Regions from separate parts of the Homo sapiens genome. Here region 1 is linked to region 2. A link is a contact called in ENCODE Hi-C or POLR2A ChIA-PET data. All regions are on one chromosome and are shown on one strand. The core of a region is the stretch at or near the end of the contact, and the rest is flanking DNA. Distances in the headings are between cores, read along the strand shown.

The links. Hi-C counts contacts between places; a loop is a spot of excess contacts on that map. ChIA-PET counts read pairs that join two places held with the same protein, here RNA polymerase II (POLR2A). Pooled maps may share reads with other maps.
Region 1: a map with no recorded cell type shows a loop between it and region 2 (4-fold over the local background). The contact joins the promoter of CD8A here to the enhancer-like site in region 2. A Hi-C loop is called at or near these places in 2 of 37 single-sample maps with no recorded cell type and 2 of 50 pooled maps. POLR2A ChIA-PET finds 5 or more read pairs at or near these places in 1 of 52 experiments (WTC11).

What each region holds. Positions count from the first base shown.
Region 1 is chr2:86,789,663-86,793,042 of GRCh38, forward strand. It overlaps CD8A (CD8 subunit alpha), which reads right to left and starts at 1,251. Exons shown (of 6, transcript NM_001768.7): 1 at 1,115-1,251; 2 at 666-1,019; 3 at 1-88. The coding sequence starts at 1,163. RefSeq lists an enhancer at 1-786.
Region 2 is chr2:86,223,986-86,227,024 of GRCh38, forward strand. The region is part of intron 7 of REEP1 (receptor accessory protein 1); the gene reads right to left. Among named protein-coding and RNA genes, the nearest start is that of MRPL35, 26 kb to the left of the region's middle. Within about 2 kb of position 1,711, at least 17 of the 41 ENCODE cell types and tissues checked have a DNase peak (open chromatin) inside an H3K27ac peak, as active enhancers do.

The sequences.
Region 1 (3,380 bases), core at 1-2,500, 570 kb after region 2:
CACGCCTCTGGGCGCAGGGACAGGGGCTGCGACGCGATGGTGGGCGCCGGTGTTGGTGGTCGCGGCGCTGGCGTCGTGGTGGGCTTCGCTGCAAGAGCAACAGAGCGTGGTTGGGGGCCAGGCTGGGGTTATGGAGGCGCCCCAGCCCCGGCCTCGCGCACCTTTCCCCACGGGGACGCCTCCCCCCGGTTTTCCTGGGAGAAGGGATAGCAGAGGAGACAGGATGGGGACCCCGGGATGCGCGCGGACCCCTGTGCTCGGGCCTCGGCTCAGCCCAGCGCACCCGGCGCCCAGAGCCGGAGCGCAGGAGCCAGCTCCCCTGCACCTGGCCTCTCTCCCGGGCTGAACCAGCAACCCTGGAGCGCGGGTTGATTGCTGTCCGCATTTTACCCACGAGCAAACGGAGGCGCAGATAATTTAAGTCATTTGCCCAGAATCACACAAGAATCCGAACTCGAGTCCAGATCGGCCGGACGTAAAAAGCCATCCCCAGTCCCTACTCAGCCTCGCGTTAGCCTCAGTTTGCTGTGTCTGTGAAATGGGAACAGTATCTAAGTCGCTTCCAGGTGCGCTAAGAGGCTTGAAAGCAGGGCCCAGGTGTGGAAAACAGGTTGAGGTGAACCCCAAGCCCCACGCGGAGAGGTGCCGCAACCCGGCGCGCGGACCTGGCAGGAAGACCGGCACGAAGTGGCTGAAGTACATGATGGAGTTGCTCAGGGCCGAGCAGAAATAGTAGCCCTCGTTCTCTCGGCGGAAGTCGCTCAGGGTGAGGACGAAGGTGTCCCCCAACCTCTTGCCCGAGAACCGCTGGGTGTCCAGCCCCTCGGCCGCCTTGGGCTTGTTTTGGGAGAGGTATAGGAGGAAGGTGGGACTGGCGGCGGCGCCGCGCGGCTGGAAGAGCCACGAGCAGCCCGACGTCGGGTTGGACAGCAGCACCTGGCACTTCAGCTCCACTGTCTCGCCCAGGTTCCAGGTCCGATCCAGCGGCGACACCCGGAACTGGCTCGGCCTGGCGGCGTCTGCAGGCGGCAAGCAGCGAGGCTGAGCCCGCAGTCCCGCGCCCCCCGCCCCCCGCCCGCCCCATCCCCTGCCTTCCCGGGCGTCTCAAACTCACGGAGCAGCAAGGCCAGCGGCAGGAGCAAGGCGGTCACTGGTAAGGCCATGACGCGCTCCCCAGGACGCTGCTTGGCTCGAAGCTCGGGCGCGAGGGGAGGCGCGCGGGAGCCGGTGGGGCGCCGAGGGGGGAAAGTTGCGCCCTTCGGCCGGCCCGGAGCCTGATTTCGCATTTGGAGGATGTGATGTCACCCGAAGCCCCCGCCGAGGAGAGTCACCCTCCTTTTCGCGGTTGTCGCCTTCCAGCCCGGCGAGGAGGCTGGGGCCCGTGAATAGGGCCGTCGAGGCAGCCTGGCCAGGCAACTGGGGGCAGCTGAAAACTGCGGGTTTGGGGATGAGGAAAAGGGCTTGGAAATAGTCCTTGGAAATGGTTGTCTTGTGAGAGTGACAGAGTGGGTGAAGGGAGACCAAAGATTTCAAGAAGTGAGGGCGAGAGTAGGCAGCAAAGGAGGGGAGTGTCCCTTCCTTTGCCTTCACTAAAGGCGTCTCTTGTACTGTCACCTTGGGACTTTTTATTGGCAAAATGGGCACTGAGGGCTGAAAAGGAAGAGGAACTAGCGACCTGCCCGCTTCTGAGGAACTCGCTAGAGCAGCCCCAGTTTTCACCGAGGAAGGACCCTCTCCCTTCCCCCAGGAGATTTCCATGAGAGCGGCAGCAGCCGAAGCTTTGGGTGTCGGTGTCAGTGCGCTGCTGACCTCATTCTTCCGGCCTTTCATCCAGCGGCTAAACTCACCACACAGCCTCATCTCTTCTTGGAGCCATTGCAACAGCCTTCAATTCACACCAGTCTCTCTCCTGATCAGTCCTCCAGCCACGTTGTTATAAAAATTATTATTCTCACAAAGGGGATCTGACAGCGTCACTGCTGCAGCCTCCCATGGCCTGCATTGCTGGATGGAAATTCAACCCCCAGCTTGGTTGACCAGCCCTTGGGTGCTGGCTCCTCCCAGCCTCCGCACAGCCCCCTGCCCTGCCTTTCCCATACACCTGCAGCTGCAGCTTCACAGGCTTGAAGTCATTCAACCCCTGCGCTCTGTGCTTTCACGCCCTTGCACTTGCGGTCCCTCGGCCTGGAATGCTGGTCTGTTTAAGCCCTGGAGGCAGCTCCTGTGCTGTCTCATTTGGACCTCATTTCTTTCACCCCCAGCTCTGGGTGCTCTGCAGGGAGGTGTGGGTGATGTGGGTGAATGCTTGGGTAGAGGCGGTTTTCTCTTTTCTGTCCCTAACACATGTGTGTCCCCTTCCTTTTTGTTTCTTTAAAAAATAAAATAAAATAAAAAAGACTGGAGTCTCGCTGTTTTGCTCAGGCTGGCCTTGGGACTCCTGAGCTCCAGTGATCCTCCCACCCCAGCCCCCTGAGTAGCTGGGACTACAGGCTCATCTTTCCTTTTTGACTGTTGCTGTCCTGAAACCTTCCAGCTCCAGTGGCATGCCCTCTTCCCATTTCTTCAGGGTTTCTGAGTCTTTCCACTTTGAATCCCATAGTGGCTGCACCTCACATTGCTACTGCTTGATCCTAGAGACAAGACACCTGGCATTCTGTGTTCCATGTGTCTGCCCCACCCATTAGTTCTGCTGGGCGAGGACCATGCCGAGACTTCATGATGTGTCCTCCATCCCCAGAAACACAGCATGGGCTGAGCTGTGCTTGTTGAACTGCATTCTCCTTGTCCTTGTGAAGTACAAACTTAAGTGTTGGATGGGTTCTTTGTCGTTGTTGCTATTTTTTTTTTTGAGATGGGGTCTGGCTGTGTTGCCCAGGCTGGAGTGCAGTGTGGCACCACCTCGGCTCACTGCAGCCTCTACCTCCCAGGCTCAAGTGATCCTTCCACCTCAGCCTCCCAAGTAGCTGGGACCACAGGAGCACACCACCATGCCCAGCTAATTTTTTGTATTTTTGGTAGAGATGGGGTTTCACCATGTTGCCCAGGCTGGTCTCCAATGCCCGAGGTCAGGCGCTTTGCCCCGCCTTGGCCTCCAAAGTGTTGAGATTACAGGTGTGAGCCACCATATCAGGGCCTGGATGGGCTTTTTTTTTTTTTTTTAATTATTTTGATTTCAGTACCTCCTTCCAGCTCCCTCAAAGCATCCAAGATGCTTATTCTAGCATGGAACATGTAACATTTTATATTCAGAAATTTTTAAAAATGTCTTTTAAGTGACAACAGTGCAATATATTCTTGTACGAAAACAAACACAAAGTTCCCTGTCTCAACTCTCCTCACTGTCACCTGCTCCCCACAGAAAACCACTGTTACAGTTGAAT
Region 2 (3,039 bases), core at 461-2,960:
TGACAAATGGGGCAGGAACAGAGCAAAGATGGGAAAAGAATGTTCTGGCATCTGAGATGTGCAGCTTAGAATAGAGGCTGCTGCCCCTGGGGCCTCTAAGCTCTGTCACTGCCCTAAAAGGCACTTAGCAGCCTCCGAAATGCCTCCTTTCCCTACCCCCATCATGAATTAAGACCTGAATTTACAACTCCTAGAAAATGTTCCTGTCTGCTGAGGGATCCTGGGGCTCTGCATGGCCCCAGAGGTAATTTGAATCTTCCCAGGCTTTGGCCTGAGTGAGCACCCCTTGTGACAACATTTCAGGGGACCAGGAGGAAAGTGTCCCCGACAACTGTGAAATCCTCTTACTGCTTAAGAGTCAGCCTATAGCCCCAGGTGCAAGACAGACCTCCCCCAACACCATCTGCCACCACTGCACAATCCAGTAGAGACTGTCAGAGCTGGGAGGACCAAGGGACACCTCATGGAGGGGGAGACTGAGGCCTGCAGAGTGCAGGGGCTTTCCCAAGGCCTCAGAGGGAATGGTGTAGGCCAATCATCAAAGGGTTCCTTGCATGCAGACCTGAGAGCCAGGGCACAGGTATTAAGAGGCCCTTGGAGAGGCGGAGGTCCAAGAAAGGAAGGGCTAGGACAACGGCTTCCAGGTCTTGAGGCCACCACCAGGCCTCACCTGCTTCCCGCTGTCCAGCAACCCCCATCCCAGCAGCAACCAACCTGCTCGGGGATAAGGAACCAGAACTTGGACACTGAATCCTGGACACACTCTTATGCACATGCAGCCTTCCAGAACTATTCAGTTCCTACAATCAACCACAGCTCTATTGAAATGCACTGGAAACACTGTGTCTGATCATGAAACCACCAGATGTCATGGCAGGGAAGGGCTTCTGAGAGCAGCACAGAGCAGTGTCAGGGGAAGAATGGAGGACAGGGCAGCCACTCTCCCCGACCCCCAAGTGCCAATCTCCCAGAATTAGAGGCTTTTGGAATGGCTCACAGAATTTGCAGACTCAAAACTACAGTGTGAATAGACAGAAATCCCTGCAATTGCCTGGAGCCACTGGCACCACAGGGTCATTTCCCATGAACTAGTGTGTCCACCAGGCCAGCGTCTAGTGCCCGGTGCTGGAAACAGCTGAACGCAGCCCCTTCATTTCCAACTTGGACCAGGAGGCCCCACAGGGACACAGGGTTAGTCAGAGCTGGGCTGGGACGCTTCTCTCCATCTGCAGCCCTGCTCAGACTCCTCTGTCAGTTCAGTTTGGCCTTATGGCCTCCAGAATCCCCAGCTTTTTTGTTTTTTTAGATGGAGTTTCACTCTTGTTGCCCAGGCTGGAGTGCAATGGCATGATATCGGCTCACCGCAACCTCTGCCTCCCGGATTCAAGCGATTGTCCTGCCTCAGCCTCTCGAGTAGCTGGGATTACAGGCATGTGCCACCTCACCCGGCTAATTTTATATTTTTAGTAGAGATGGGGTTTCTCCATGTTCGTCAGGCTGGTCTCGAACTCCCGACCTCAAGTGATCTGCCTGCCTCGGTCTCCCAAAGTGCTGGGATTACAGGTGTGAGCCACTGCGCCTGTCCTAATCCCCAGCTCTTCTATAAAGGACTTAAAAAGCTGAGCACTGAGAGCCTTAAAAATAAAGCAATGCAGGGAAAACAGGACACGTCACATAATGCAGTTTCCTGTCTTGCTCACTGCCGATGTGGGAGGGGCATGTCATGCCTCCGCGGCACCAGGGCTGGAGCAAAAGCTATATTAGGCACCTTGCGTGCCTTCCTTCCTCCCCTGACACCAGCCAGCAGGCTGCAGGCCAGGCACGGCCCCTCTTGCCTTCCAAGCCTAAGGCAGCTTCTCTATGGGGAGCCAGGCAGTGTGAAAGGGGCACTGGATTAGTCCAGGACCCTCACTAGTCCCTAATGTGTCTACTTAAGGTTAGGCAACTGGAGAAGCAGGTCATGGCAACCACCAGGTGGCTGTGGCTCCAACAAGCCATCACTCACACGCTGGGAGGGCAGCAACAGGAGTCTCTGTCCAGAACCGGGAGACCTCCACTCTCCCTGGGGTCTCCTGGATGCTCCAGGCTATCACCACCACCACCACCACCACCACCACCACCACCACCACCATCATCACCACCACCACCACCACCATCATCATCATCATCATCCTCATCATCCTTCCCAGGATTATTATGGCCCTTTCACAGCCACTTTCACAACAGCACAGTGAGGCCGGGAAGCAGGGATCTCATCTCCGTTTTAAGAGGAGGAACTGAAGCTCACAGCGGTTAGGTGATTCACGCAAAGTTGCACAGCAAGTAAGTGGCAAAGCAGGAACAGGGCTCCCTTGGCTGCCCCAGGACCAGAAACCCCTGGAACTTCAGGACTTCATCATTTCAGAGGACCTTAGTCCTCTGAAGTTCCTGTGTCCTTACCTGGAGCACAAGGAAGTATGACCCTGTTGTGGCTTTTTCTTTTCTTTTTTTTTTTTTTTTTTTGAGACAGGGTCTTGCTCTGTCACCCAGCTTGAGTGCAATGGCACGATCATGGCTCACTGCAACCTTGATTTCCCAGGCTCAAGCAATTCTCCTGCCTCAGCCTCTCAAGTAGTTGGGACTACAGGTGCACACCAGCACACCTGGCTTTTTTTTTTTTTTAATTGTAGAGATTAATTCTTGCTATATTGCCCAGGTTGGTCTCGAACTCCTGGGCTCAAGAAATCCTCCCACTTCTGCCTCCCAAAGTTCTGGGATTACAGGCATGAGCCACCCCGCCCAGTGACCCTGTGGTGGTTTTAAGATATCTCCACACATTCTTTGATACTCCTCCCTTCAAGAGGTGGAGATTAATTCTCCTCCCCTTGAATGTGGGCTGTGCTTAATGACTTGCTTCCAACAAATAGAATAAGGCAGAAGTGATGAGTGTGACTTCAAAACCTAGGACAGAAAAGGTACCCTGGCTTCCTGCCTGCCCTCTATCTCTTGAATGGCTCACTCTAGGCCAGGCCACCTGCCACGTTGTAAGGACTCTTAAGC